Regions from separate parts of the Mus musculus genome. Here all the other regions are linked to region 1. A link is a loop called in an ENCODE intact Hi-C map of the cell type or tissue named here. Cell type or tissue: heart. All regions are shown on one strand. Region 1 overlaps Shisa9 (shisa family member 9). Region 2 overlaps Snx29 (sorting nexin 29). Region 3 overlaps Snx29 (sorting nexin 29). Region 4 overlaps Snx29 (sorting nexin 29).

Region 1 (8,000 bases):
AAAGGAGTAATTAGAAGCTGGGGTCCCATGAAAACAGATGAGAATAATGGTTTAATATCCTGTTGAATACCTTCAGATACTTTTCCATAAATAACTTGAGGGCTTCAAGGAAGGTCTAGAATGGTGTTTTTTGTTTGTTTGGTTGGTTTTTTTGTTTTGGTTTTGGTTTTTGGTTTTTGAGACAGGGTTTCTCTGTATAGCCCTGGCTGTCCTGGAACTCACTTTGTAGACCAGGCTGGCCTCGAACTCAGAAACCCGCTTGCCTCTGCCTCCCGAGTGCTGGGATCAAAGGCGTGTGCCACCATACCTGGCAGTCTAGAATGTTTTAAGCATCAGGAAAGGACATTAACAACTCTGTTCATTTTTCTTGATATCAGACATTGTGTGTATGTGAGTGTGTGTGTGATGCACACACGCGCATCTTTGTAATCCTTCCAACTTACACCGCACATCTTCCTCTCCTAGCTATTCTGCCCACACTGTAGCACATTACAAACACTTACATACTCACATACTCAGCTCCATTCAAGCACATAATCTTCACACTCACTAAAATACACTTCACACTCACATCTACAAGAGGATGTGCTCTATGTTCACATGGCCTTTGCACATGCCTACAAACACCTTAATGCTACATCATCATCCCCCATAGCATTACCCCTACCCCAACACAAAGAAACGCATGTGTTTTAGCCACAAGTATATATAACACACCTGTGACAAAGCTTTCTCACCCACAAAATAGATACACCTGGTATTCACATATCCTTCAAAGTCAAATTCATGCTCATGCCAATACCAAATCACTACAGCAAACCTCAGATCACCTTTATTCTATATTTTTGTCTGTCTGTTATCTGTATCTATATTTACACACACACTCCCTATACACGCACATGTCCTCATTCACCCACCTACACACCACATTCTCATTCACACACACATAATTCCCTCTCCCCGCCCCTCACAGATATCATATTCATTTTCTTGAGATCCTAATTCAACAGTGAAATTTGCCTGAGGCCACATACAATCAAAGTCCAGGAAAACACACACACACACACACACACACACACACACACACACACACACACACACACATTGTGTGTGTGTGTGTATTCTAAAGCTTAAAAAGTTTATGAGGAAACAAATTTTTTTTGCCTATTTTTAGCTCCCCAAGGTTTTAAATATGTCCTTAGTCCCCGTTCAAGCAGCTTCTGGCATTATGTAACTCCAGCAGCTCTGACTCCTGACGTCAGTGCCCGCTTACTCCAGTGATGGTGACTGACTGGCTTATGGAAGTGCGACACCCTTTTCTCCCCACCCCTTCCATCAGAGCAGCAGGTGCAGGCGTCCTAGAAGAGGTGGAGAGGGAAAGTTACTGCTGTGCTTAAGAGGTGGAATGTGGGGGATGGGGGAGGTGTGCTTTTAGCTGGAGTTCTGAGGCTCCTTGTACATTGAACCCTGCTTAGTAAATACTGAAGAGCAGACTGGTATGTGAAAAATTATCTAGGCCTGGCCCTTGCCTCTTCACACCTTATTTATTTATTTATTTATTTATTTATTTATTGACAAGATCTCCATATGTAGCCCGCGCTGGCCTTGAACTTATGACGCCCTTGCCCCAGCCTCCAAAGTTCTGAGATTGCAGCTGTGGTGTCCCACCAGCTTGCATGTTTTCTGGACAGGAGACAAATGTTTGGGGGAAAGGAGAACTCGCATCTCTGTGTATGCTACAGTTCTGAGCCTGAGGCTGAAGGGCAGCTGAGGATAGCGCTTAGGGAGAGAGAGAGAGAGAGAGAGAGAGAGAGAGAGAGAGAGAGAGAGAGAGAGAGAGAGAGTATGTGTGTGTGTGTGTGTGTGTCTGAGAGAGAGAGAGAGAGAGAGAGAGAGAGAGAGAGAGAGACTATGAGAGATACTACATCATTACATGCAGTTCTGTGCTGGGGCTTTATTGCTGACATCTACTACAAACTCGCAGCTGTAAGAGCAGATGCAGTGGCTTCATGTGGCCATAGCTCACATCCTCCTGCAAACACATCAATGCTACATTCTACAGCATCCACCTACCCAACCGCCAGGACCCACAGTGTTAGCCACCGAATTCCTGGTATTTCAGAACCCACCCAGCAGCAGGGATAGAGGTTCTCCTGTATTAGCAGGTAGGGAGTGCTATAGGGTTGATTTAAGCTCATGGAGTCTGTGTATCTGAGATTACTTAACAGCTCCCTCATCCATTAGCTCCTTGAGTGACTTTACTTCTCTGAACCTTTATCTCTTTTAAAGTGGGCATTGCTGCAAAGTTTTAAAGAGATGTCCATGAGTGGGCTCAGTGTAGTGCATAGAAAGTGCTAGAGAGTCATTATCTTTGCTCTCTTTTGGAGGCCAAGCTTGTTTGTTGATGTCAGTTCTTCCACTCTGGCCACAGTTGACTTCTATGAAAGCCTGTTCTCATAGCTTTCGTTTGAGGGCCACGTGCTACTCTTTACCCGTCTTTTTGACTTTTAAGCAGGTCCCAGATAGCTGCATCTGTCTGTGTTATGTCTTTCCTTATGCTCTCCTGTTGTCTTCACCCTTGTCAATTGAACCAGCTTCTGCTCACCTTGTAATGCTGGGCTCAGGCATCACCTTTCATGATATTCCACCCCAGAGTTAGGGTGCATTTAAAAAAAAATATGGTCTCAGTACCAAAGATCATGCATGGTAGGCAAATACTCTTATTGCTGTCTTAGCTCACCATGCTCTGTATTGCCCCCCACCCCCACAGTGTTCTCTCTTATACAGTGGTCCCCTTCTCCTAAGCCCATCTTCCAACATTCAGCTAACTTGGTTTCCTTGGAAGCTGCCAAAAGGAGGAAGTGCTAAGGAACAGGACTCCCAGCAACCTGGGTGACATCAGGCTACACCAAGCTTTGCTACCCAACTGCAGTCTGTGGACCATCTTCATCATGGGTGGAGACTTGTCAGAGATGCATATTTCCATCCTACCCCAATCCTAAATCCCAGAATACGAATTTTAATAATGACAGGATTCATTTTGGGAAGAGCTATGTCCTGGGATCTCCTCCCAGTCCCTGATAGTGACAGACAGGCTGACAAGTCAGGTGCACTCATGATCATGGATGAGACTGCCCAGGTAGGTAAGTAATATAAGTTGTCACTGGACTCTAGTCTCAACCTGCCTTCATTATATCCCCAAATGATCCCTTTTCATTTTACCACGTCCTCAATCTGAAATAGTCTCTCAAACTCTGACTCACATTTTTCCCTAAGGGAGAGCTAGCATACTTGGGTTGCTTTATTTCTGATTATTACTTACTTGACTTGCATGCATATTTTATTTTTTATATTATTGTTAACATGAAGAGGAAGCCCTATAAAAGAGCCAGTCTGAAATGGGATGCACTCCCTTCCCCTTTCAGTGAATCTCATCCTCTCTCCCTTTGGTGGCACAACAGCAAGCTTGCCTGCTTCTTGTGGTCACATGACCATAAAGCTTCTGCCTCTGTAGCCTACTTGTTTTGCTGGCATCTTTATATATCTCACCCACCCAGACATATCACCTCAAATCCCCTCAATTAGTAACTGTTGCTACTGTTTTTATATAAAGCACATCTCCAAATTTACATGGCTGCATAATTAAACCTTTACAAACAGTTGAACCAAATGCATTTTAGATGCTTATAAACTCACCAGAAGCATTTCTCTCATTCAGAAAAACAGATCCTGCATACCAGCACATACCACTTGAAGCCCATCCGATATGACAAGAGAAGGGTGTGACTAAGCTGGCACTTAGTAGGTCTCCACATGACAATCTTCTTTAGCAAATAAACATATAGGACCTGTTTTAAAATCATTGTTTCCTGGTGGCTTCTGGAACATAGTAGAGTTCAATTGGGTTTTGAATGAATAAATGCACAGAAATAGTTATCAGTTCTGTGGATGTTGTTTTCTGGATCAGTGTGACTCCCTAGACTAAACAGTAAAAGAAGAAAGATTAGGAAGAAAACAAAACAGGACTATGATTTCATGCATATCATCATGCTAGCTTCAACAATAGAAGCCTGAAAATACCCACAGCTTTCCAGAAGAAATACCCCACTCACTGGAAACAAATTCTGCCTGAGCTTTTTATTCCAGACTCACCTTCTGTCCCCTGCCAATAAATCTACTGTCCTCTGTGTGAGCTGAGAGGGCCTGCCCATACATGTACATCTCTAATCTTGGTGGCTTTCTCTGCTTTTTGTTCCATTCACTGTTGTGTCTGACTAATAGGTCCGATGGACTACCAAGGGCAGAGTCCACCTGTGGATAAATGGAGCCAATACAGGGTCAGATTTATACTAGTCCCTGTGTGACAGGACATGCTAGAGTACCAGATTTCAGGAGGCCAGCAGATGCTAGAACTAGAAGTGTACTTTCAGTGTACCTTGTCACTGAAAATATTGGACGTCAACCATTTTCAACTACTGGGTTACTCCAGTCAAAAAAGTGCAAAGGCCTAGAAAAAATTTCAGCCCTATCATGGAACACTATGTTTATTCTGAAGTCTTTGGGAGGATGGAAAACCAGTTTGAAGGATTAATTAAGATTTCGTCAGGAGAAAAAAGAATGCATGTCTTGGTAGATACAGTAATCTCAAAGTCATCTTTGTCCTGACTATTACTGTGGGACTACAAGCAGGTTGTGTTACACAGCAAGGAAGAATCAAAGTTGCAGAGAAAATGAAGACTGCAGACTAACCCAGTTTAAATAAGGAGATTAACCTGGGTTATAACGATAGGCCAATTGAATCACAAAGATCTTTTCTTTGTAGAAACAGATGGGAGGATATCCAAATGTTGACTGTCAAGATGGAAGGGAATCCCGAGTCAAGGAATATGGCAGCCTCTAGTGGCTGAAAAGGGTAAAGTAGGTTGACCCTCATCTCTAGAAAGGAACACAACTCCGTATTTATTCTATTTTCTTGTATTACATTATTTCACTTCTATGTGTTAGGCAAACTCCCTCCCCCTGAGATACTGCCTTAGCCTTCTTCACAGGCTCTCACTAAGTTACCTAGGCTGGGTTTTGAACTCACTTTATAGCCCAGGCTGTACTTAAACATGCCATCTTTCTGCCCAACCTTTGAAGGGCTAGCCTGTACCACCAGGCCCAGTTTTCTGTTTATTCCTTGATTTTAGCCTGGTGAGACCCAATTCGGATTTATGACCTGCAGAAGTGTCAAATAATCAATTGGTGTTATTTGAAGCCACTAAGTTGGTGGTTGTTGATTTTGTTATCAAAAGAAAATGAACGCATATCTTCATAAGGAAACACAGCACATGTCAGAAACAAACATTTGTCTGTTGGACCTTAATGGTTGCAATCCATTAAGGGCTGGAAAACCATAGCATTTCCTCAAATGGTAATTTGGAATAGATTCTGTAGGGACTGGTGGACAGCGTATGCCTCCTTAGGTCTTGGCTGTCTCAGTTACAGTGTGCAAAGTTAAGGTATCTGATGCCTTTTGTTCTAGAACTTAGAGGCAGCATGTCAATGCATGAATATCTAGAAGGGGGTGGAATCTCAGGAGCAAGCTTTGCAGAGATTCTTTAGATGTGGTAAATGTGCCTCAAAGTGCCAATTTCATCCCATTAGAAGCTACAGCAAGCAGAGAAATGTGGCTTTCTGGAAGGGCCCAAACCTGATGTTCCAGGACATCTGCCAGTCTTCTCTGGAGCATGGAAAAATATTGTACTTGGTGAGCCTTCGTTGTGACTACACTTCTGCTCTGGGGAGTGTGATACTTTTTTTTCTGCAATGTTTGGGAATGAAGCATCTCTGGGTATCGGTCTCTGCCCATCAGAAATCAGTGTTGTGATATAATTACATTTGTGAAGCAGATGGATTATTCATGAGCACGTGGCTGAAGCTCCTGTTGCAGTTAGAGGCAACAGATCTGAGGGTGGGGTAGGAGTGGGGGTGTGACTCAATGTGCCTTTCTGTTCCCAGATAACAGCCATCTAGCTCAGACCTCTGATGTTTTTCCAAGGATGTTGGCAGGGACATAAACCTGAGGCTTGGGGAAGAGAATTAATATTTATTAAGTATCTAGAATGTATTGAACTGTTTTTATAGTGGTCTATTTAATACTATTTTTGTAAACTATTACTTTTGTGTACATGTATGCATGCACACACACATGCAAATGCAGTAGGCCAAGTGACAACTTCGTAGAAGCAGTTCTTATCTTCCATCTCTTACATTGGTTCTGTGGATCAAACTCAGGTCACCAGGCTTATGGCAAATTCCTATAACCACTGACCCATCTCACCAGCCCGCATTTTACTATTTAAGACAAACCTGAGAAATATGTTATAAGATAGCTATGGCTATCTTATATGTAAAAGAAATAAGAGTTAGGGAATTTATGGGTATTTTTAGTGCTTTCCTCTAAAGGTTACTTTGGCCAGCTCATAGAATTTTGGAATGAATTTTTGTTTGTTGTTTCTTTTTTTTTAAATGTGTATTTGTGTGTGTAGTGTATCTGTTTGTGGTTGGGTTAGAGCACATGCTGTGTGAGTAGACAGGCATGGACATATGGAGCCCGTAAGTCAATATCAGCATCTCTCTCTCTCTCTCTGTCTTTCTTTTTCCTTTTCTTTTCAAGAGAGGATCTTTTGTAGAGTCAGAGCTACTGGTTATCTAGACTGTGCAGTGAGCTACAGATGTCTGTCTGCCTCCCATCCCCCACCTAGCACTAGGTCTACAAACACAGGTCAGGTCACCAGGCCTGGTGGCTTGATGTGAGCACAGGAGACTACAATCAGGTACTCATGCAGCAGGAGGCATGTCACTGACCGAAATTTCTCTCCAACCCCTATTTATTGTTTTAAAGGCATAGATCAGAATGAAACAGATTAGGGAAAAAGGAAATGGCAGTTGCTCTTATCACCTCTCATCTTGGGTCCAGCTTTGCTACTGTAGTATCAAAATAAAGTCAAGACAAACATGACACTAACAACATGCCTTAACTCTAAGGGAAGTAATTGTGATTTCCTCATTAGCTCAGGTAGACTGCCTTAGAGATGTCCTCTGCCCTTCCGATGGGTAGATAGATAAATAGATAGGTGATAGATAGGTGATAGATGATAGATAAATAGATGATAGATAGATAGATGATAGGTGACAGATGATAGCTAGCTAGCTAGCTAGATGATAAATAGATAATAGGTAGGTCATAGATGATAGATGGTAGATAGATGATAGATATATAGATGATAGATAAATGATAGATAGATAGATAGATAGATAGATAGATAGATAGATAGATAGATAGATAGATAAATAGATGATAGATAAGAGAGAGAGGGCAGGGGTCAGGATAGATAGCAAGACAAGGCTAAACTTTGCTGTTCAAGGGGCCATTTGGTCAGTTCCATTTGGTAAAGCGCATCTTGCTGGGTCTTTAGCTTTTTTACTTTTCTCCTTTCTTCCTCCCCGACCTCTTTTGTATCCCCTGCATAGTAACAAGAGGCTCCTTCTGCTTCATCTTTCTCTCTCCCAGAATGAGAGAATGTGCTTGGAAACAGTTGCCGAGGGAGCAATCTTGTTTTTGAAAAAGAAATGACAAAAAAAAAGAGGAAAAAAAAAGTATTTGTGGGGATGCCAAACCACAGTGAGCCTTGTTTAAGCAGTTGAGGTGGTGGGAATGTGTTTACACATCCAGGAAACACAGGCTGTGTGTCTGCGATTGCTTACATAGATAGTATTCTGAAAGGACTTTATGATCTATCTTCTAATTCATTGCTACTGCTTCTGGTCCAGGAGAGTCCTAGTGCTATTCATGAAGCTTGAGTTAAGCAGCAGAAAATGACAGCCAATTTGAGCCTGTGGTTTCCTCATAGAAATCCAGGCACAGCCACAATGCATTATTGGGCGTATCCACAACTGCTGGAAGGATTACATGGGTGATGTGTGTACCATGTTTTGGATAAGGCCAACCACATAGC
Region 2 (8,000 bases), 750 kb before region 1:
GGTTGAGGGGCTGTACCTTCAGGGGCCTCCTGGCATGTCAGAATGCAATGGAAGCCATCACATCATGGAGAGTGGGAGGAAAGAGGCCGAGGAGCTGCTCTTGTAACAGACATGTTTAGTACTAAGCCGTGGTGGATGAGGGCGGAGCCCTTGTAACCTGATCAGTTCTTTAAAAAATTACTTAAATTTTTACGTGTCTCAATATTTTGCTTTTGTGTGTGTCTGTGCACCAAGTGTATTTCTAGTGCCAGTGGAGGTCAGAAGGCATTGGAGCCCTCGAACTTGAGTTCCTTTCCTCCCCATGGGTACTGGGACCTAAATTTGGGTCTTTTGGAAAAGCCGTAAGTAGCTGCTGTGCCATCTCGCCAGCCCCTGCCCAGTTCCTAAGGGCCACCTCTCAGCATTGCTACTGCATCAGGGATTGAGTCTCCCAATTAGAGAACAGGGTCAAAGTCATTGGGTCACTCTAAGGACAATTTTCTATCTCTGCTCATCATGCTAGCTGTCTCTTGTGTGATAAATCATCTCTTAATTTGGTCTCCAGAAACAGCAAGTGTTTAGAATTTTCCACGATTTCTGGGAGTGAGGTGTCTGCGAATGGATGGGGAGGGGTCTTTCAGGAGGTAGAAGTTGAGTTGCTGGCTAGAGTTGGTGTACTCAGGCTTGTCTCAGACTAGGGGCTGGTGTCTTCTGTCTGTCTGTCTGTCTGTCAATAAGAGGCCTAGGGTCCTTAATCTGAAGGTTTCTGTAGGCTGTTCAATGTGGCTCCCATAGAGAAAGAACATGCTCCAGGTGGAGGTCTCGAGGTTTCTGTCACCTTGGAGAGCACGCTGAGTTCTATAGATACACAGAACAGCCCGGCAGTGTGGGAAGCCATGACACTAGGGATGACTATCAGGATCAGAGTCAGTGGGGACCATTTCAAAAGCTGCCCACCACCATCTCCAGGTTTCAGCTTCCTCCTGATACTTCAGGGATCTCAAGAGAAGCAGGGCCAATAGGATGTCTGTACCTTTCCAGAAAACCACATGGTTTTCTGAGGTCCTGAGGTATTGATTTCATATGACTTGCGTGCCAGGGAGTTTACCTAACCTTGTCTGCAAGTGGCAGCCTGGGAAATCCAGTGATGTGGTCTGAAGGCCTGGGTCCAGGCTGACAGCTAGGAGCCCCAGGGCAGGAGAGGACCACCCCTGGCTCCAGAAGTCAGGCAGAGAGAGCATTGACCTTCCCTGGTTCCTTTGTTTTGTTTGGAGTCCTCAGTGCAAGGATGGCACCTGGTTGTCCTGATAAGGTCCCAGCCTGGTCCACTAATTCAGATGCTGGCTCTCCAGGAAACACCTCAAACACCCAGAATTGAGATTCAATCAGCTCCCTCAGCATCCATGACCCAGCCGGCTAGACCCTCACACTCCACCAGTGGCTCTTCCTCCTTCCTGGCTATTCATGCTAGTGTCACTCTGCTGCTTCATTCCTTGGCCACCATGATGGAGTCTAGCTAATGTGTGTGGCTGATGTGCTGAGAGCAAGGTTCAGCATTCTTGCCTGGACGAGAGGGAACCTGGGAGTTGGTGGGTCTTTGTTCCTTTGAGGAAAGATTCTAACCCAGTGCATGAATGCACACACAGTAGAAGGAGAGGGGTGCAGCTCTTCCTGAGGGTGGCACCTGAGCTGCTGAACCCAGCCTTTCTGAGCTACTTTTCACCTGCCAATCTTTGTTGCTTTATCCAGATTGTGTTGGCTTTCTCTCATTTTTACCATGTTCTAACGAAGGGTTCATGTTTGTATGTTAGGGGCAAACGGTGGACTGTGGTTTTTCTGGGCTTAAGTACATCTGTCATCCTCTTGACAGCCCAAGGGTGTGGACAAGCGTTCTGGTTGGTGCCTTGGCTGTTGATAGTTCTAGACTCTGGGTCTGACCTGGGTGTTGGAGTCCTTTCTTTGTCCAAAGCATCTTGAAGCCTTTGACACTGGCCTCCATTTGGAGGTCAGCTTCCTTGGGTGTGCCAGCCCTGCTTGGTCAGTATGTACCCTCTTGTTTATTGTTCCTGCTGGGCTGGTAGCCAGTGAGATCTTCACAATGATGTCTATGTGTGAGATTGAGGTCCTCATGGCACAACTTTTAGGGTGTGGGCCTATACAGGGAAGGCAAAACAGGGACCTCAGTGCCCTGCTCAGATCCTGTCTGGCATCTCTGTCTGTCGAGACTTTTGGCTTTCAATAAAAGCTCTAAATCTTATATTGTCTGTCAAGGCTCAAGCTCTGCCTTTTTCTGTTGGTTATCAGAGAACTATAGACTCTGCTTTCTGGGACAAGGTCATAGGGGATGTTCTGTCTTGACATGTATCTGCCAAGCACTTAGTCCAGTGGGCTGACCCTCTCTTTCTTTTGGCTCTGGCATATATCTATCAAAAGATACATATTTCTAAATCCAGGAGTAGTGGTGTATGCCTTTAATCCCAGCATTCAGGAGGCAGAGGCAGGTGGATCAGAGTTTGAGGCCAGCCTGGTCTACAGATCAAGTTCCAGGGCAGCCAGGTGAAGTGGAAACTTAAGGGTTCTTTGGAAAGTCACTTGTGTTGCTAAGGCAAACACATGAAGGAATGTTTCATTGAAGTGGACATAGGTGAAAGGCCAAGGCAGACTCATGAAGGAAAGTTATGCTGAAGCAGACACAGGAGAAAGGATGTTCTGCTAAAGTAATCCTGTTAAAGGACACATGATGAAAGATTCTTTGCTAACAACACGCATGTATTGGTCTGCCTTACATTGTATAGTTGAACTCCATTTGTCAGGACTCCATAGAGAGATATGCACCAAGCAACTTCTGGTGGTGTGCTGCGGCTTTTTGCCGCTTCTGCAGACTGATTGGCAGTGACTTTTGAGACAGATGCATGTGCTGAGGCAAGACCCGGGGAGGACACGGGATGTTTGGAGGGTATAAAAAGGACTCACTTGGTGGTCTCGCTTTGCTGATCTTCATTTCACTGAGATTGGCACAGCTGAGAACTTTTCCTGGCATTCCTGTTGGCCCTGGTGCCTCCTGCTGACTTGTGCAGAGGCTGAGGCCTGGCTGTCTCTGCTAGGTAGCGCCACTGCTGCTGATTTGTGTTTGTTATCTCGACGCTACCAACCTGGACTGCTGTATGTCTGTGAAGTGTTTGTGAGTAGAGCAAGCTGCTGCTGCTGACCTGTGAACTGAACTGCTATTTCTAGATAACACAGATGGGAGTTGCTCCAAAGAACCTTTCTAAACAGGTCCATAAGCCCGCCCCTCATATCCTTTCTTTCCCACTACCTCTGGTGAGTGGTGGGCTGTAAGAGAGGTTAAAGTGTTTAAGAACCATCATTAAAAAGGATTTGAAAGCATTAAAGTTACACAGGAGTGGCAGAAACTGACATTTTCCGGGTTCCAGCTCAGGTCTAACATATCTAATTTGGTCAAGGTAATTCCATCTCCTTCCAGCAAGATTGCTGCAGGGTTCCTAGACTGTTTCAGAAATGACATGTGGTCTAATTTTGCCATGGAGACAGGGGTGGGTCTTCAGAACTTTGGTGGGAGCTCATCTCTTGTCTGTTGGATGGCTCTCTCTTCTGGGTAACTTTCTGTTGGGGTATGAAGCCTAGAGCTGCCTTGGCCATTGTGTTCTCATGAGGGAAGACAGCATAGGGTGAGGGTATGCAGGCACTCAAATGAGGAGCGGTGGGCAAGAGAGCTGGGTTTCAGGATTCACTGGGATGCTGGGCCAACCTACTCTTTTTGTTTGTTTGTTTGTTTGTTTCAAGACAGGGTTTCTCTGTATAGCCCCAGCTGTCCTGGAACTCACTCTGTAGACCAGGCTGGCCTTGAACTCAGAAATCCACCTGCCTCTGCCTCCCAAGTGCTGGGATTAAAGGTGTGCGCCACCACCGCCCGGCTCCAACCTACTCTTGAAGGCCTCTCTGGACCTTCTCACAGTGTGGGCTGATGAATCCCCACTGCTCTTGAGATGAACTGGAGTTGGGTTTCTGTTTCTTGTCACTTTAAGAACATTCATCAGCAGAAGGTTGTGTCCAGCATCTCCTGACCTACCCAGGTAAGGGCTCTCCGTGGTGCTCATGCTCAGGCACCAGCATTGCACAACAGTTACTACTAGCAGTGACAATAGCGTACTGCCACCAAAGGCTCAAATTTAGGCCAGAGGCTTCCTCAGGAGGGGCATGCTCTTGTGCTCACCTGGTTTTTCTTACCGCTGACGTAATGCCTGGCTCAAATAGGTCTCAGTGAAGTTGGTCTGGTGAGGGAGGGAAGTGTTGTGGGGCTAGTGGTGGTGTGACCTGACCCAAGTTATCTCCAAGGAATGCCCACTGGGCTCTTCTTAGTTATAGCTCAGTTCTAGGGAGCTCTTGGACTTGCTTGTTACCTGTTCCAAGACTATTTTGCTCACCATTTGGGAAGTGAAGCTTTCTGGAAATCCCTTCTACTTTAGCTTTAGCTAGTGAGAGCATTCATGGATGACAGAAGCCCACTTAGAGGCCTCTGAAGAAGGGCAGTGGAGTGGCTAGGGAACTCCTGCTGTGAAGGAGACCTGTTTCTCCACATCTCTCTATCCTTTTTCTTGCAGTTGGCTTCATTATCAGGTTTGATCTTCTCTCATGGTGACTAGAGGATCTGTAACAGACCATGGCTGTGCTGTGCCCAGCCACTTCACCTCGTCTCCCCAGCAGCAGGCATCTCTTGCTCTCAGGCCCAGATCAACGCTCCCTGTATCCAGGAGGTGGCATCCTTTCCTTTCTGAACTGCAGGAGTGAGTGTGGGGCTGGAGAGGACTTCCCTAGATGGGCAGCAGTGACTGTAGACTTCCCATGGTGATTCCTCCCCATCCCATTTAGGTGCTTTAGATGTTCCAAATTAATGTATTAGTGGCGTTGGGCCGACAGCCCTCAGTGGAATCTGACAGGAGTGAGTACACTATGCTACCTCCTCTGGCTGCTTTCTGTGGTTTATGTCTCACAAACTGTGACCTCTAGTGACCTTGTTAGTCATCTATTTTGCCGTCTTTGGACTTCATGCTAGCAGATTTGCTGTTCCTTTTTTGTAAACATTCTTGGTGACACTCCTAATGTCCATAACTAATATAACATACATATAACACAAGTGATTTAGGAAGCTAGCTTATAGTTTATGTGAAAGAGAAATGAACAAGAAGCCATTCATAATAGAAGCAGACTCTGTTCTACATTGGTTAGGATAGTTCTGGGACAGAGTGAACCACAGATGCCAGCTCTCTGCTGGCAGGGCCAGCCTAGTCTCTCCAGGGCTGAGTGGGATGGTGACTGTTGCAGCCCAAAACAAACACACCCAGGCCGGGAGTCTGTCAGAGCAGGAACTTGTTTTATTGTAGCAGTCTTTCCTTTATATAGGGTTGAAGAAAGAGGTGGGGATTTTTGGTGAGGTGAGATGATGTAGAGGGCGGGGAAGGATGCCGTAGGGTATAGGGTGACTGACAGAGCCAATAAAGTTATTCTACATCAGTGGTAGCTAGGCAAAGGCAGGCTTAAGCAGAAAGTGCTGAGTCACTCCAGTACGGAAGTGAGCAAGACAGGTCTCTAAACTAGAGCAAAGACTCAGACTTCCTCACTAGGCCTCAGTATCTGGCGAATAAGGCCCAACCCACAGCTTATAAAGCACTTCCTGGTCCACAGCTTGCACATAGAGAGGGAGGACCAGAGTGGCTGTTTATAGCAAATACGGAATGAAAATGCAGAGTGCAGCAGACCCCAGAGGAGAAGGGCTGTCAGCATCTGTGAGAGGCGGCTCCAGGTTCAGATTCTACACCAGTCTCCTACAGATGGCCCTAGGAGGCCGAGCCAGCACTGTGTACTGCCCCAGCCTCTCAGAAGGAATGGTGTCTTCAGCCTACTCTACATTTTGGCCTGACTATGCCGCCAGGCATGCCTACTTATCCCACACCTGAAGGGGGCAGCATTGCCACCAAGAGAATCCCTGCCTCAGCCTTTTCCCTTGTCCTTTTTCTCAGGACCATTGGCAGAAACACTGCAGAATGTATGTTTAGTCATCCTCTTGACCTGATTCCCCACGTGATCTTCTGAGCACCTACTGTGTCCAGTCACCCTTCCCTCTGCCTCCCTCATTCAGGCTACTGGACGAGTCACTTGTCTGGTGTGATGAGCTGAGAGTCCCACCTTTGCTCCATGCTCAGCAGCAGCCCCAGGTCCCTAACTTGCAGCTGAGAGCAGGGGAATCCATGTATAAGTCGGGACTTGTGTGTTAGGCCCAAGCATCAGGATAGGCAAAGATCTGTCTCAGTGGAAACTGCTCACCTGTAGTCTGGTGCTGCCGGAGTTCTTCCAGGCTCTGTAGTTTACCTTGTTCATTTGTTAACTCTTCAAAGAGCAGCTGTTTTGTGGTAAGCTTTATCAGTTAGAAATGAACAGAGCATGGCTGCGTGAGCCTATGTGTTTAAATTGAAGAGGGGTGGGTGGGGTGGGATGGGGTGTATAGACACAGATGTTAAACATTTGGCTGAGTGATTCTGTGCGCCAGCCATGCTCAGGTGTAAGTGTGGCATGATGTGGGGCAGGGGTGGGATTAGTTTTGCGTCAGTTTACTTTAGTCTTTGGGTTTGTTTGGTTTTTGTTTTTGTTTTGGCAGAAGCTTGGTAGATAGCCCAGGTTGTTCTTGATGTTCTTGAACTTAGTGTATAACCTAGGCTGGCCTTGAACTCAGAGTCCCATTGCCTCAGCCTTGAAAATATTAGGATTACAAGAGTGTGCTACCATTGTCAGCTCTGTCTGAGGCTGGGGTAGAGGGAGGTGCCTCAGGCACCATTTAAGGAAATACTTATTTACATAGGAGCCTCTGTTCCCAGTGGATGTGGGATGGCAGATGGCCACTTAGTGCCTAATGCTTCTCCTTTGGAAAGCCAGGGTGAAACAGTCTTACTCTTATAGATTTTTTTGCAAGAGTTAATGCTGATAAGTGCCACCCAGAGGCCCCTGCAGGTATCCTTAGCCAGAGCTGGGACCATGGAAGTAATTTATTCCTACACCTCAAGGCTACAGTCACTTTTTGGAGTTCATCTGGCTTGGTGTTGCTCAGACATAACTAACGTTCTAATAAAGAATTCTCTGGGTTAAAGTGCTAACCATGCTGCTTAGCTCTGGCTGCACATTTCAGTCCCCAGGGGAAGCTTACAGAACTATTAGGCCCAGGCCACCTTCCAGACTAATTAAGTTAGGCTTTCTAGAGGCGAGACCCAGACTGCACAGGTCTGGTGCCCAGATGTTAATGTCCTGCCAGGTATTGGGTGATGGAAGTGCAGCAGGCTGAGCTGATGGTGGGCACTTCTGAGGTTCTGCAGGGGATGCAGAGGCTGCTGGTGACATCCAGGAAGGTGAAGGTGCTTGATATTTTTATTTCAGAACCAAATGGAGAGTCAATTTGTTACTGTTAGTTTCTTTTGGAAGTGTTGGCATTTTTCATTTTTGCTTAAGAGTTTATTTTCAAGTAAGCTGTAAACAACTTAAGGGATGACTTTGTTTACCGATCTGTATGTGAACTTAAGCCTAGGCCTGCTCATGCTTTGCCCGTCAACACGGATTGCGTGTTCACAGGTTAAAACTGCACATGTGTTTTCTGAGGTGGAATTCTTTTTAAGGCAGGTTCTTTCTTCCTATATGGTCTAGTCTGGTCTTTGATTGGGACCCCCCTGCCTTAGCTTCTCTAGTGCTAGCATGGCAGGGGTGTGCTGTCAGACTCAGCTAGAGCAGAATTCTGTCATCTCTGGCTAGTTGACACTTCTTAAGGAAGTTTTTATTTCTGTGTTTTCAAACATTACCCTGCAATTGTAAAAGCTGTGGACCAACCCCAAATGGGAGGAGGCCCAAATCCCATGGCCCAATGCAATCAATCACTGTCTTCATTGTTAGTCCATCAAGTCCATTTTCTAAGCTTAGTTTTTACACCTTTAGTTGTGTGTTGCAAGTTATGTGTCATGTGT
Region 3 (8,000 bases), 730 kb before region 1:
CTAGGGCTGTGAAGTGTCAGGTCTTAGCACAGGAGTCAGTGCTACAACGTTAGACGCACAGACCCTGTGGCACGGTGTTATGGCCAAAATGGTGGCTGATGAGTGAGCACATCTTCTGCCATAGTTGTTCCCTTGTAATTGCTAAGGTCACAGTGTCAGGAGGCCCCAGGCTGTGAAGAAGTAGCTGTTTCCTGGGTCACTGGCTGGGCCTCAGCCTGTGATTTGTGTTAATTTGTGTAAATTGAGGCTAATTTATCTTGATTCCTTTATCTACAGGAGGAATTACCTGCCACATAAGAGATGTGATTGGAAAGGTTGGATGGAGGATGCTGCAGGGCAGACAATTTCCCTCCTTACTAATGGGCATGTGACTTTGGCTTCTAGAGGAGCGTGACCCAGGCCAAGATGACTTTTCTTGGCTACCTAGCTACTTGGCTCCTCTCCCTCTCCCTCTCCCTCTCCCTCTCCCTCTCCCTCTCCCTCTCCCTCTTCCCTCTCCTCCCTCTCCTCCCTCTCCTCTCCTCTCCTCTCCTCTCCTCTCCTCTCCTCTCCTCTCCTCTCCTCTCCTCTCCTCTCCTCTCCTCTCCTCTCCTCTCCTCTCCTCTCCTCTCCTCTCCTCTCCTCTCCTCTCATCTTTCTCTCTTTCTCTCTTATACCTGGAGAGTACTGGATGCTTGGTATTGAAACTAGGGCCTGCTCTCTTCTAAGGAGGTATATCCCTAGCCCCCAGAATTTAATATTTTTTCCTCCTGCTTGACTTTTTGTTGAGGACTGTCTCAAGCACATTCAGATGAGCTGGCCAACCAAACCTCTGTGACCCTGTCTGTTGTAACTGCCTTTACCTAACTTGCCATTGCTCTGACTTTGCCTGCTTTTTGTTTGTTTTTGTTTTTTTTGGGGGGGGGGCAGGGCTAGAGAACCACATTAGTTATTTTTGCATTTCTTTAGCCAAATCCCTGACAGAGAGCTTAAAAGCAGAAAGGCGTATTTAGGTTCGGGGAATTGTTGTGTGGCAGAGAGGAGTGGCAAACCAGCTCTGTCTGCTCAGCAAAGCCTGTGGCAGCGGCCAAGAAGCAGAGAACAACTGGGCTCGAACTTTCAGAGGCTGCCCCTGAAAGTTCCCTTCCAGCATCCTGGCTCTTCCTCTTAAAGATTCCATAGCTTTCCCAAAACAGCACCACCAGCTGGAAATAAAAATTCAGAACATGAGCTTGTGGGGAACTCTGCAGGTTCGAACCTAAAGAACAACCAAAGTTGTTGCCTTTAAATTATTGGTGATACATGAATTTTGAGACATGGTTTCATTAAATAGCTCTGGTTGTCCTGAAAGTCATCATGTAGACCAAATTGTCTTTGAACTCACAGAGATGTGGCTGCCTCTGCCTGCTGAGTACTGGGATTAAAGGTGTGTACCAACAAGCCTTGCTGAATGAGAAATGTTTTATTATACTTATTTATTTGCAGGTGTACATGTCATACGTGCATATGTGGTGCATACGTGTATGGTGGTGCATGCATGTGTGGTTCATACATGTATGGTGGTGCATGCATGTGTGGTGCAAATGTAGAGATCAGAGGATAACTTCTTGGAATCAGTTTTTTTCTTCTACCATGTGCACCCCAAGGCTCTGGCTCAGGTCATCAGGCTTGGTGACAAGTATCCTAACCTACTGAGCCATCCTGCTAGCACAGTTACATATGAAAACTAGTCAGGGTTTAAGGAAGACCCTAATGAGTGGGGTGAAAATGGAGGCCAATGGTACAGTGCTTTCTTAGAATGTTTAAGGCTGTTTGCTGTCAAGGACGACGACTTTGAAAGAGGCTGCTGACTTCATCTTTGAGGCTGGAGTGTGTTCTTCCTGAGCCTCCTTTGTAGCTCCTCTCTGCTCGCTCTCTGTTTCCATAGTCTCCTACCCTATGGCAGCGCAGCAGTCCCAAGGCTCCTTCCTGCGGGTCGCATTTTGCTCTCAGTCTTTACAATGAACGTTTAAATGTGGCTTTGCAATTGTTTTAATGTGGTTTCATGTAGTCAGGCAGTGTGACCGAGAGACAGACAGAAGGCGAGCTGTCTGACTGTTGCCGTCTTGTCCTCCTGCCTCCTCAGCTTTGATTGGTGGCCATGGCTTCCTTCCTCCAGCTAAAAGCTTGAGCTGCCAGGAGAGCTCTTACTAGGGAATGTTCTAGCAAAGTGTCACACACAATTAGATATAAAAATATTTCTTATTTTTGCAGATTTTGACATAAATAATTGGAGATCCCTTCTTCTCTGCTTCCCCTTATAACAATTCAAAAAGCACCAGAATTCAGTATTTTTAATAGAAAATTTGACAGTGTGCTTACTGTATAATTGCTCACAAAGGGAGGGAAACCCTTCCACATTTGCTTCTGAGGATGAAGAGAGATCTTCCAGGTCTGGGTGGCTTTGTTAGAGCCAGCTGTCCTATTCCTTCTGAAATGGGAAGTGGCTTTCTGGTTCACACAAAGTCCCAAAACAGAGCAGAGTTGGTTCTAGCAGACTTTTCTTTACAGTTGTATCAGATATTTTTCTCCTTGCTGACCAGGGAAACAGCAGGTGTGCTCTAGTCCCTGGGTTTGGAGGGTCCCAGGCATCATGGCAGACAGGGTAAGACTGGATGTGCATGGCAGCGGGTAAGTCAGGGTCCAGGAAGTGTGGACAGCACCTGGACCTGCCCCCCTTTGGGCCTCTGCTGCCAGCTAGATCCTCCAGCTTTCAAGTTCCCAGCATTTCTACCTTGCACCACAGGCTGGGGAAAATGTAATCAAAACAAAGAGAGGCCGTGGAGACCTGCAGATTCTAATCATGACAGCAGCACTTACTGTGGTTATAGCTAACTTCATGTCCTGTTTATCTGGTTTAAAAACAAAGCAACCAAAAAAGCTCCTAGCTAGTTCCTGGTCGCTATTTCTTTATCCTCGGGGTGTGAACCCAGAGCCGAGCATGTCCCAGGCAAGCACATGGGGAGCTCATGAGTGTCGCTTGAGTGAGGCTTGTGCCCACCCTACCTCATACGTTCTCTGTGCTGCATGCCCTGCCCTCAGTCTCTCCTAGTCCAGCTCCTGTTGAGCCCACTCTCCACTTCCATCCCTGCCCTGGCTGATTGCGGCTTGTTGCACTATGCTAATCAGAAGCGAGAACTGAATCTCTGGAGGGAATGTGTTTGGTTCAAGGATTGTAATAGTGTAATTTTGTGGCTGTCTGTGCATGGAAATACAGCTTAGCCTGCCACTAGGGGGCAGCTCCGGCTAAGAGCCAGAAAATGTGTCCCTGAAAGCACAGGGATGAGGTGAACCCAGGACATGGTTATTAGCAGGTGAAGGAGACCTGCCTCAGCCACAGACCCGGACATCTGTTCGCGTGGGTGGTCAGCCCCATTCCTGGGCAGTGAGATGCTCATTAGAAAAGCCGAGGACTTGGGTGGGGTGGGGATGCGGGGACAGGTCGGCAGCAGAGTACGTGCTGCATACACATGAAGTATCCACATAGAAATCTGGATATAGTACCCATCTGTAATAGAGCTGAGATGCAGAGACAGGGGGATCCCTGGGACTGGCCAGCAAGTCTGGATGCACTGATGTACTCTGGACTCAGTGGGAGACTCTGTCCCTCCCTGACCCCACAAATAAGAAGGAAAAAGGACAAAGGAAAAAAAAAAGAATAGAAAAGAAGAAGAATAAAAAGAAAAAAAAAAAAGAAAGTTGTCAAATGGTTTAGTGGGTAAAAGTACTTACTGTACAAGCCGGGCTTGCAACATTAGGAAGGTTAAGAACCACTGCTCCAGTCTCCCCTGCTGGAGTATTACCAGTCCTGGATCACCTATCCTGGTGACTGTGCTGTGGTGAGGGGGCCCCTCTGTGAGGTGACCTGCTTCATTCCCATGCAACCCTATGGTCCCATTGCCTCACTTTCCCTCCCTGTTTCTTCAGGCCTCCAGCGTTATCAAGAAGCTCAGGGAAGCAAGATGTAGCACAGGTCCTGGCTGGGATCCCTGTGTGTAGGGACAGCCTGGCTGTCTCCCATGCTAGTTAGAGAAAGCTGCCAGTCTTTGAGGCAGGCTGACTCAGGCCTTTGTGATCATTGACTACCTGCCCAGGTGATCAGTTTCTTCCAGAAGTCACTCTCTACCTAGTCCACAAAGGAGCAGAGCCCGTGCGGAGGCCCCTCTGGGAGTTAGAAGTTTGCTTGTGGCTTTCTCAGGCCCCAGAGCTGATAATGTGGGTAAAACCCAGAGGCCTTTAAGTGTTGTGGGGTGGCCCTCTAGGTGGGCTGTGCAGGTAAACCCTATTTCAGTCTGTTCTCCTTACTTGGGAGCTAGAGTGGACAGGTGGGGGGTGGGAGAGGGAGAGTGGACTTGGTGGGTGGATGGGGTGCTTTGGGATAGTCAGCAGGACAGGAATCCATCACTTTGTTTGTCTTCTATTGACTATTGTCACTTGGGTGCTAATGGCCTTTAGACTGCCCTATTTGGTGTCTGATCTCTTCTGCTTTGTGGAGAAAGCCATTAGGCAGGAAGCAAAGAGGCTTCCTGGTGTTTTAGGGCAGGAAGTAAGTAGTGCATTTATAACTGACCTCACACAGCAGTGTGAAATCACAGGTAGGTTTAGGATGAGGACATGAGCGGGTTATACTCAGGTGCTCTGGTGTTGGGATGGAACCTGGGACCTTATGCATGCTAGGCAAGCCCTGTACCCGAGTCACACCCCCAGGTCTCCCTTAACTTCTTTTGCTGCTGAGGAGCCACTGCTGGCCAGGGCTGGCCAGGCCTTTTCTGTCAGGACAGTCTGTGTTCTCTCACATAAACCCTGCCTCCCTTAAATTGCCTTTGTCTGTTCTTTAGTCACAGTGATGAGAAAAGTAAGCAGCTTACCAGACTTGCTCATTGTGTGAGCTAGGAAGTGAAGATCCAGGGTCTGACTCCTGTCACTGACTGTATCCCTTGTCTCAAGGCTTCACTGCTCTCTGGCCTGTATCTGGTGAAGAAGCAGCAGCACCCAGGGCTGTTCTCCAAAACGCCGTCAGTCGTCTCTGGTTAGCTGTATGTGTCCTTTCTCCTTGTTCTGAGAGTAGGTCGTGACTGTCTTTCAAGAGCCAGCTGTAATATCACACCACCTCTGAGAAGCCTCCAGGATTGGCCCTGGTGCTTCACTCTCTGGGCTGAGAATGGTGGTACCTGTGGTACTGCTCTCAGTCCGTGTTAAATGTGAGTTCTCTGATGTACAAGTGAGAGCCACCTCAGTGGACTGCTTGTCCTCGTGCCAGAGATGTGACCTCCCAGATGTTCTGCTGGAGTATTTTTATGTCCCTTGGTGGTACTGCAGACTCCTCTTAAATGTACACTGTGCCCAGCTGTGTGTTGGCTGTGGGCAGCAAGGTGGAAGAACATGGAGGGAAGGCAGTGTGTACTCCCTCACCGCCTGCTGTGTGAGCTTGGGGGTCTTTGTTTCTGTTTCCCTCATTTGTATTGGGGACATAGGGGGAAGATGGGCCTGGCTTTGCTGATTCCTGACACTCTTGCAATTGTGATAGTATTCTTATTGTTGGCTTGTTATGGCCTTGGGATGGATAGCTCCTTTGCCTGTGCACTCAAGTTGCTGCTGGTGGAGAGTGGTTAGAGTGGAGAATGAGATTCATAGCTTATGTTCCGCAGGGCAGCTCTAGAATGAACTGCAGGTAGAGGACACCTGACTAACAAAGGGCTTCCTTGGCTCCCAGCAATGGCTGGCATCTACACAGGTTTGTGAGACTCCCAGCCAAGCTAATCCTTTAGCTTAATGCCCCTCCCACCATCCAGGCGTACACAGCCTGTTGAGTCCTTCAGGGAGTTGGCTGAGTTCTGCCCCTGTCATCCTCAGAGATGGGGGCTCAGTGCACTGTGTATCTGACCACTTCTCCTAGCAGAGGCACAAACTGCTGCTGCCCATTAATGCCCCTGTGCTGAGCAGCCCCCTGAGGCTTGCCACGTCCTTCTCAAGGCTTTGGCATCAAATGTCTTAGATTAAACTTCCCTGTGGAAAAGATAATACTGTTAGCTCTGCCCCACAGTTACCTGGCTGTTGCCAGGTAGGCCTGACCCACTATAAAAGGGGTTGCTTGCCCTCTTGGTCTCTTGTTCCTCCCTTGCCCTTGCCCTTGCCCTGCTTCCCTTCCCCTTTCTCTCCTCATTCCCTTCTTCTTCTCTCTCCACATGCTCATGGCTGGCCCCTACTCCTCTTTTCTTTCTTTCTACCTTTCTATGCCTCTATTACCCTCTTAACTCCCGTTCCCATGCCTTGAATAAACTCTATTCTATACTTTACTGGGGGAGGGGGGATGCCTTGGCATGGGCCCACGGAGGCACCCCCTTCCTCCATACCTCACCACATCTCCATAGAACATATTCCTTCTCTCTTTATCTTTTTATAAACACATCATTGTGTGGCCTGGGATTCTCAGCCACAAGAAAGAAACTGTCTCAAAAGGAGAGAGAAAAGTCTCACCTAAGGGAAAGAGTCCTAGAACGAGGCTCAGTGAAAGACTGAATGTCTCCCATCCTCAAAGGCAGCACAGGGCTGAGCTCTAGAACCCTCCCCTGGGGCCATGTGGACATTTACTCTCACCAGTAGGGGCATGGGGCTTACCAGTTCTTTGAAATTTTGGCTAGAGAGTGTGGATCTCCATGTTGTAGCAGGGGTGATGTAAACTTACAGAGTTTCTAAATTCCGGGTTTTGGCACCAATGATAGTAGGGTAGTAGAGGCAGGGAAAGGCAGAGAGAGAGAAAGAGAGAGGGGGGGAAATATGAGAATAGAGGAGTAGAGGCCAGCCATGAGCATGTGGAGAGAGGAGGGAAGGGGAGAGGGGACAGAGCAAAACAAGAAGACAAGAGAGCAAGCGAAAGAGGAGGTGGCAAGCAGCCCCTTTTATAGTGAGTCAGGCATACCTGGCTGTTGCCAGGTAACTGTGGAGCAGAGCTTAGGATGCTAGCAAATACTGCAGTATCACTGAAAGAGGTGGTAAGGCCATATGCCTTTTTGTAAATCTCCAGGTGTGGGCCTGCCCGTGAGGAGGTCAGAGGAGGACCTCAGGCATATTCTTCTAGTCCTTATTTCTTTAAGGTAGGGTCTCTGGGTCAGCTAGGCTGCCTGGCCAGTGAGTTCCTGGAGTCTTCTGGGACCTGCTGTACCATCTTGCAATGGCTCCTACCCCAAAATTGTCTGCATCTTACTAAGTGCCTGGCTGCTTTGTCATTCTAGGCCCAGTGCCCACTGCTACCCTCAGCTCTGCATGCCTGCCGAGCCTGGGGCTTGGGCTTTCTGCATGGCCAGCTCTACCATGCCTTGCTCTCCTTCCTGTCAGCACTCCCGTTAGGTCTCACTGACTCCCCTCTGTGCCATCTGCTTTCTGCTGGACTGTGACTGATGCCAGCCTGCTCCAACTTGATGGCTTTTCGTTTAATGGTTCCCCTCCCGGGTGCTGTCCCCCAGATCCTGGCACAGCTGGCTCCCTTTCAAGCCCAGCACAGATGTCACTGCCTCAGAGGTATCTTGTCAGTCTACTCTTCCATTTTACTCTGGTACCCTGCCTTGCTTTCTTGATAGCAACTACCTGAAATGTTCATCTATTTGACTTGGCCCCTGGGCTTGGCCAGGGCATCTTGACTTACCATAGGTTGGCATGCCAGAGGTTGGCATGTATTTTCTGTGAAAGGCTAGAGAGTGAATTCTTCCGGCTATTTAGAACATATGGTCTCTGTCATGACCACTGAAGCTGTCCTAGTGAGAAGACAGCTACAGATAATACATCAGTGAACAGGCCCGTCTGGGCATTGCTAAAATTTGGTATACAGAGAAGGGTAGGGGGGAGTTTATAATAGGTAAATTAATGTGTGGGTATAGAAGCCTGGTGCTGGCTCAGAAGCTTCTAGTCTATGATAGCACCTGGCTGCAACCGCTTTGTTGACTCTGGGCTGAGTGCTTTAAATAGTATGTCTGGTGCAAGGTAGG
Region 4 (8,000 bases), 780 kb before region 1:
TAACCTGCCTCTCTGTGTGTCCTCATTTAAAGGCATCTTGTTTAGAATCTACAAGAGATGTAGCTCAGCTGTAGGAGAATGCTTGCATAGCATGCATAGAGCTCTGGGTTTGATCCCCAGCACCATATAAAACTTGGGAAGCGAAGACAGAAGGATCAGAAGTTCAAAATCATCTTTGGTCACTGTACTGGCTAGTTTTGTGTCGACTTGACACAGCTGGATTATCACAGAGAAAGGAGCTTCAGTTGAGAAAATGCCTCCATGAGATCCAACTGTAAGGCATTTTCTCAATTAGTGATCAAGGGGGAAAGGCCCCTTGTGGGTGGGACCATCTCTGGGCTGGTAGTCTTGGCTCTATAAGAGAGCAGGCTGAGCAAGCCAGGGGAAGCAAGCCAGTAAAGAACATCCCTCCATGGCCTCTGCATCAGCTCCTGCTTCCTGACCTGCTTGAGTTCCAGCCCTGACTTCCTTGGCTATGAACAGTGGTTTGGAGGTGTAAGCTGAATAAACCCTTTCCTCCCCAACTTGCTTCTTGGTCATGATATTTTGTCCAGGAATAGAAACCCTGACTAAGACAGTCACATAGAAAATTCCAGCCCAGGATCCATGAGAGACCATCAGAAACAAACACTGTTGACTTGTTGACATTGGACAGTGATATTTCATGCTTGTCTGAATGAAGCTTACATAATATGTGGGGCCCTTGTACTGGGAACATGGACCTGGAGACTATTCTAACTAGGGAAAGTGACAATACAAACCATAAGAATGTGACAAAGTAGACTACTGAAAGGACGTGTGTTCACGCGTGTGTACACGAGTTGGAAGAGGAAGGCAGTGGTTTCCTGTCTGACCCAGCTGCACACATGCCCACTGAGTGACTAACTCTTCCCTCGTGAGTGAGCGGCTTCCAGAGGGTGTTTGGATTGGTTTTGGAGTTACCAGTAAATTTCAGACATCTGCTGAGCAGCTTCATTGTTTTTCCAGTAGATTCCTGGGGAAACGTTTTGCCTGAGAGTGTTGTGAACACTGAAGTTGCATTTTGGGATGAGTGTAACTTCCTTCTGTCTACTTCCTCCCAGTAGGGAAGCCAGTTCTCCAGGCCAAGGAAGTCCTCTGAGCAGCTTGCTACCTTCTGCCTCAGTGCCTGAGTCCATGACAGTCCGTAAGTACTCTCAGAGGCTGGCATGTGTGCCAGCAGGGCACCTGTGCTTATCCTGTGCAGGTGTGGGCTTTGAAGTGAGCATGAAGTTAGTGAGTGTTTGCTTTCTGTGCACCTGATCGTGGTATCGCTGTAAGCTTCCAGACTATGGCCGGATTGTGGTGCATGGGGGTGAATCTGCTAAAGGATGCAAGGAACCTTCTGTGCCTTGCGGTTTCTAAGCTACCTTCTGTGTGCAGCCAGAGTAAGGCTGTCTTCTGACTTTCCTTGTGACTCTGGACAAATCAGTTTTGCTGATGACATATTCTAATGACAGGTGGTGCAAATCATTTCCAGCTTCAGAGGGAAGTATTAGGGACACGGCAATGAAGAGTGTGTGTGTGATGGCCCGCACCCACACCCACACCCACACCAGCAATTGTTTAACAAGATAGATGTTCAATGACTAGGTCAGTTGGGATTGGGGCCGGTGCCCTGACTGGGGTTGGCAGAGTGGGCTAGCATGAGACTCCATGGTCATCAGAGGCCAGGGCTCTTCCTTTTCCTGACTAGCTGTTGTCTTTGCTTTCTGAGCTCTGGCCATTTCGTTCCTACCCCTAATGGCAGGAAGGAGAGGGGCAGAGGGCAGGCTTTCTGTTTCCATATCACATTCAGAGATCAACACTTGGATAGTGTAAAAATTATGCCTTTTTTCCTCATCAGCCTTTGGGTAAAAATTAACATTTCCTTCAAACACCAAAGTACAACAAACCTTGAGCCCATAGTGGTGATGTCAGATGGAGAGTAACTTTATCCAGAGAAGTTCCAGGCCCCTTTAACATCACCCCAGGATGCCATTTCTGCTTGGAAATGCATTAGTTATCTGAGGTGACATAGAAACTTCCACACGGATCTCCTAGATCTCCAAGCCTGGACCTTTCTGTTTACGTGAACACTCTCCAGAGCCATGTTCCCTATGAGCTGAGGTTTCCCACAGTCCTCTGGCTGCAGAGCAGGAACTGCTAGTGTGAGTTCTGTTGCTGTGCAGGGCTGAACAGATACTTAGGTCTATGTGAGGACGACTTGTCTGTCACCTTCTCCTAGTGGCCAGGCATGGTTCCCAGAGCCCTTCTCAGCCTCTCTCCAGTGTGGGGTATGGAGCAGGTGAATTGGTTCTCTGGGGGCTGCCATGGATCTTGCCTCTGAGCCTCCCAAGCCATTTCCATCCCTGACAAAGCCACCAGCTTGGTCAGTTCCTTTCCCATGAGGACATTCTTGTGATACCTCTGAGCTGTGCCTGCAGCAGGGACTCAGCCCGTTTTATTTTCATTCATCTCTTTTTTTTAGAAATTAATCCTAGTTGTTTCTGGTCATCTTTGGCTTGAGACCTATCAGGAATTCCCAGCCAACCTTCTGAAGGAAAGGCCCACATTGGTGGGCCATTTGACTCTGGGTGTCTGGTAGTTATATGGGCTGTGCAGAACAGTTGTTTGTGAATGGGTGGGTGGGTTAGCCTTTGTTTTCAGGGGTGATTTCATGTGGGAAGGCTTTTCTTGTCCACTCTGCTCCTGCAAGATAAGGACCATGCCTCTTTCAGAAATGTGGGTGCCTCCACCCACCCCTGCTTTATCTGTGAGAGGGATAGGAAGGGCTGTCTGTGTAGCCCTACAGGATTAGTCTGATGTAACAGAGGATTGACACTGGGAAGCCTTGGCAAATGCTTCTTTTCCTGTGTGCTTGTGAGCATTGTCTCTGGCCTGGCTGACCCTTAACAGCTCCACTTCTTGGTTGTTCCAGCCGGGATTCCCTGCAACTTTCCTGATCCTCGTGTTCTCATTGTCAGCGGGATGGAGCCACCTGTTGAGTCTGTGTGCCTGTGGTGACTTGTTTGCTCTTGGTAGTTGCTGTGATGTCAAAGAAAGATGTCTTCATCCCCTGCTACAGTCTTGTGTGCTCAGTGGGTAGCAGTCGTTGATATAAGAGACCTTGATAGGGCAGTGTGGATAAGCAGCCTTGGCCTTGGCCTACAGCTTATATAAATAATGTTCCCAGTGCTGAGACTGGCGCATGCAAGGAAACACCCAACAACTGAGCTGCAGTCCCAGCCAAGTCTCCAGCTCTTCACACCTTGGTTCACATAAGTGAATGTGGTCACCAGCCTGGAAGGCAGCAGAACTCTGATGGTCTGGGCTGAGTTTGCAGGGTTTTGAAATGTCACCTTTCTTTGTAAAAGGCAAGTGCCACAGTCATATCTTCTTGTTGAGTGGCCAGCAGTGCTGACCTCAGCACAGACAGATAATGACGGCCACTCAGTATGCCCTGTGAATCCTGTGAATGCCAGTGAGTTTAGAGTAGTCACTGTATGCATGAACACACACACATATACACACACTGCACACTGAACTCATATGTGTGCACACACACAGAAAGTAAGGTCTAACAGGGGATGCTCAGTATGTGGAAAGCACTCTGAATGTTGGTACCTCACTAGCAGGCACTTAGGGTTGTGACTGGCTGTCTGCCTGTGGGAAAAGCCACCCAGACTGGATGCTTTCCCACTACTTAGTAGACATTTCTTTATGTTTATGTCAGCTTTACTTCATTCACCTCCTGTTTAACAGCCGAGTGTCTGTACATTTGAATTAATGTTTTTGTTGGAATATGTGATGTGAGCTGTGTTTAAGAAAGCACCTCTTTCCCTATTGATGGCTGGAAGTGGCACTGCAGCACCCTCACCACCAGGGGCCACTCTTTCCCTGTTGATGGCTGTAAGTGGCACTGCAGCACCCTCACCACCAGGGGCCACTCTTTCCCTGTTGATGGCTGTAAGTGGCACTGCAGCACCCTCACCACCAGGGGCCACTCTTTCCCTGTTGATGGCTGGAAGTGGCACTGCAGCACCCTCACCACCAGGGGCCACTCTTTCCCTGTTGATGGCTGTAAGTGGCACTGCAGCACCCTCACCACCAGGGGCCACTCTTTCCCTGTTGATGGCTGTAAGTGGCACTGCAGCACCCTCACCACCAGGGGCCACTCTTTCCCTGTTGATGGCTGTAAGTGGCACTGCAGCACCCTCACCACCAGGGGCCACTCTTTCCCTGTTGATGGCTGGAAGTGGCACTGCAGCACCCTCACCACCAGGGGCCACTCTTTCCCTGTTGATGGCTGTAAGTGGCACTGCAGCACCCTCACCACCAGGGGCCACTCTTTCCCTGTTGATGGCTGGAAGTGGCACTGCAGCACCCTCACCACCAGGGGCCACTCTTTCCCTGTTGATGGCTGGAAGTGGCACTGCAGCACCCTCACCACCAGGGGCCACTCTGGTGAAGCTCACTAGCTTCAAACCAAGGTTTGTGTTGGTGTTGGGCTAGCAATGGTGCTTGCTCCTCTGGTGGGTTTGTGAAGGTTAAACGCATATATACAAGAAACATACTCAGAAGAGTTGTACCTTACAATTTGAAAAGACAGATTGGAAAAATGTATCTCAGAGTTACACGTGTTAAGTGTTCAGTAACTTGTAGGTGAGACTGTTAGCACCCTTAAAGGATTCATTTACTGATTCCAAACACAGTGTCTAGGCCTCCAAATGGGTGGACATGGTTTTTGTTTTATGATGGCATCCCTACAATTACAAGCCTCTGAAGCCCCCTTTCCTGGATGTGTACCCTTAATCCTCTCTAGACGCTTAATCTTCTCAGTTGGGGTGATTTCAACCCCAAGGGGATATGTGGCCGTGCCAGGAGACCCTGGATCTCCCTGCCTGGCATGAGAATGCCTTCGGCAAAGCCTGACTGTGGTTATACCAGGGACAACAGGCTCTTTGTGCCCAGTAAGTATCCTTGTGGTGGACAGGGGTGCTGAATAGCTGCTGGAAAGCTTAAGAAAAGAACGGACCTATTGGAAATGATGAGACTCTAGGGACTGCTCATGACTCCTGTGGGTGTTTGCTGTCTCTTCAGCTCTGTCACCCTCGCTGTGAAGTGTGAAAGGCTGAGCACCTGCAGACCAGCCCAGAGCGGGTGGTCTGAGCACGAGGCTTCCTGACGCCATCTGTCTTTCTTGAGGCTGCAAATGTAGTGGGAATCCACCCGGTGGACACTCATTGCTGTGCCCCCCACCTTTGTAACTGCTGCCTCTCTCCACTCTTGAATTAGTTTCTGTATTTGGGAGTTGAGAACTGTAATGAGCCTTTTCCCCTGTTGTTGGTGGACAGTCCTTTAGCACCAGGTTGTGCCTCTGTCCTTGCTGTCTGTCCTCCCCTCCCCGTGCAAAGACCTTGGGGTTTTGCGTCTCAGTTGTGGGTGTCGAGTGCTGGTGCCTTATTTCAACAGTCAGGTGGGGTGGCAGAGGTGATGTGCACATAGCTTCCTGTAAGGCTGTCCCCACAGTGATGGCTTTGGAGGGGAGGAGGGGAGTCTGGTCTACTTTAGAAGGGCACATACTGCTAGCTAGAAACTGTTTCTCCCTTGCTATCATTGCTTAGCCACTGATACTTACATGGCTTTTGAGTCCTGACCACTGCCTTCCTTTTCTTTCCTGGGGTTCAGAGAAAGCGGGGAGACAAGCAACTCGAGTTGCTCATTTCTTTGTCACTTCTGATGTCAGGCCATGGAGGAGAGGGCAAGAGCAATGCCCCTCGCTGCTCACTTCGATGCTCACTGCCTCACTAAGCCTCAGTCTGTTTTTCTCTTGATATCATGTGACGGGAGTCTCAGTCGAGGTGAGGCAGGCTGGCTCATTGCCTAGCAACACTATTCCAAACACTGGACGTTTGAGAAATGAAACTAAGAAGCACTATGGCACTTGGAAGCCAATGGGAGGGCTCAGCATCTAGCCCAGGGCTTGGCTGAGGGTTCAATGATGAGATCTTTTTAGGATGAACAGTGACCATTAAACAGGTCACAGTCCAAGTCCTGTGTGACTTAGTCACACAGACTGTGCCTGGATACCGCAACAGAGATTGCTAACACTGGAGACTCGCTTTTCCTTCTGAATCTTGTTTCCTGGATGACAGCGACTGTCAGAAATTGGAAGCTTCCAGATATGATATAGGCACACCTCAGTTCTTCATAATTTGTTCATCCACTCCCCAAAAGTTTACTAAATGTCTGTCACATAGTGGGCACTGTTCTAGGTATGGGAGGAAGGGTGAGGCTTATAAACTCTGTGCCTCAATTTTCCCATCACTGAAATGCACAGGATGAGGTTCCTATAGCTGCTGTGAGGACTAAGAGTCACTCAGTGCTCAGCAGCACCCTCAGCTCTTGCAGTGTGGATCCTGACCACAGAGAGGTCAAAGACTGGAAGTGAGATGTGGCCGAATGGCAACTGGACAAGGAAGGGGTCAGAAGGAGTGACACAGGAGGGAAGGGGGTTATATGGGAGTGACACAGGATAGAAGGAGTCATATGGGAGTGACATGGCTGTTTTGTCACCCGTGGGCACTAACCGCCTTCTTGTCGCTTTCAGTCATCACACCTCTCTCAGGAGTGCATCCTGAGCAGGAAATCCTAGCAGAAGCCCTGAGGTTGTGCACTGTCACCCCAGCCCAGTGCCTGAAAGCGTGAACACCTTTGATCGGGTGCTGCAGCTGATACTGACACTAACACAGACATTCCTCACCCTCGATGCCAGGAGTGGGAGGGAGGAGGGGACAGACCTGTGTGGTGGAGTCCGTAGGGTGGCCTGAGTTGGAGGGATGGAAAGCTTTGTGCATGGGTGTGGTAGGGCTAAAGAAGCCTTTGGAGAGATGGGGATACTTGCCAAGAAGAGTGGGGTAGAGAAGCAGCTTGAGAGAGGCCATTCCCAGCGGCAGTACCGTGGACACTGAGGGTGTCTACCCCTTGTCACTGTTGGGAAGCATTGAGGAAATGCTGTCAGACAGCAGCAGGCAGGGGATTTTCCCTGGAGTAGCAGCAGCATAGCCAGAGCACGGAGCCCAGTCTCACCCGACACCCTGCCGTGGCCTTCCATAGTTATGGAGAAAAAAGATGAACTGTACTTAAAACACCGATCTATACCTTTCTGGTTTCCTGGCTGTGGCAATATAAATCTAAGTATCGAGTTTCAGATCCAGCAGGAAAAAGAATCAGAACCATTTCCCCGGAGTCATGGCTGCTACTGGGTCCCAGCCAGCAATGGACTTTGTTTGAAGAGAGTATCCTGTGACACTGGTCCTTAGCATAGGAAATTGTTCTCTAGGAAAACCAAGCTTGGGGTCACTCTGGCTAGACTTTGGCCCAGGTAGTTTAAAGTATTTTCCTTTCTCCTTATCATCCGAGTGGCCTTGCACTGTGGCTGTATCCACAACCTCTGAAGGTGAACTGATGGCAGGTCCCCAGTCTCACATACTGGACTGAAACATTCTCCATTGTGGAATACTTGATGTGATGAGCCCTCTGAGTTTGGGAAACATTTTGTTAGATTTTCTCACACACATCTGCTTGAGATCTTGAATACAGTGTGCCTCTTACTCTGAGTACCCGTCTCTTTCAGGACAGATGCAAGGGACACGTAGCAGTGAGGCATAGAGATTGCAGAGCATGGTGGAGACCTGCCCTGCCCTGCCCTGCCCTGCCCTGCCCTGCCCTGCCCTGCCCTTCCCCGCCCCACCTCGCCTCCCTGTGTCTGCTGGTCTGTGTCAGCCTGCATAACTCTTAACCTAACTCTGCTTGCATGGTACTAAAGCGTGTGTGTGCTTTCCTGTATGTATGTTTATGTGTGTGCACATGTGTGTTAGGCTAGAGGACACTCTCAGCTCTTGTTCCTCAATCATCCTTGTTTAATTTTTTTTGTGTTATTATAATTTAATTATGCCACTTTTTCCTTCCCATTCCTCCCTCCTATTCTTGGCTAAACT

The links. Peaks named below come from ENCODE experiments on the same cell type or tissue, not always from the same donor. Only the 100,000 strongest peaks of a DNase experiment are listed, where the experiment ranks them.
Region 2: a loop joins it to region 1, with 4 times the contacts of the local background. A loop is called at or near these places in 8 of 42 quality-filtered maps.
Region 3: a loop joins it to region 1, with 6 times the contacts of the local background. A loop is called at or near these places in 7 of 42 quality-filtered maps.
Region 4: a loop joins it to region 1, with 10 times the contacts of the local background. A loop is called at or near these places in 12 of 42 quality-filtered maps.

Annotation. Positions count from the first base shown.
Region 1 is chr16:12,196,515-12,204,514 of GRCm38, forward strand. All of the region lies in intron 2 of Shisa9 (shisa family member 9), which reads left to right. Among named protein-coding and RNA genes, the nearest start is that of Shisa9, 220 kb to the left of the region's middle. In heart, a CTCF peak has its summit at 4,909 (motif pointing left); no DNase peak of the experiment used is centred here; H3K27me3 peaks cover 275 bases.
Region 2 is chr16:11,450,932-11,458,931 of GRCm38, forward strand. The region is part of intron 13 of Snx29 (sorting nexin 29); the gene reads left to right. Among named protein-coding and RNA genes, the nearest start is that of Gm32100, 130 kb to the right of the region's middle. In heart, CTCF peaks have their summits at 4,750 (motif pointing right) and 5,956 (motif pointing right); a DNase peak (open chromatin) is centred at 5,420; H3K27ac peaks cover 1,315 bases.
Region 3 is chr16:11,465,691-11,473,690 of GRCm38, forward strand. The region is part of intron 13 of Snx29 (sorting nexin 29); the gene reads left to right. Among named protein-coding and RNA genes, the nearest start is that of Gm32100, 110 kb to the right of the region's middle. In heart, a CTCF peak has its summit at 3,235 (motif pointing right); a DNase peak (open chromatin) is centred at 3,301; H3K27ac peaks cover 929 bases.
Region 4 is chr16:11,419,619-11,427,618 of GRCm38, forward strand. It overlaps Snx29 (sorting nexin 29), which reads left to right. Exons shown (of 21, transcript NM_028964.4): 11 at 1,086-1,165. Among named protein-coding and RNA genes, the nearest start is that of Snx29, 100 kb to the left of the region's middle. In heart, CTCF peaks have their summits at 3,833, 4,154 (motif pointing right) and 4,482 (motif pointing right); no DNase peak of the experiment used is centred here; H3K27ac peaks cover 1,740 bases.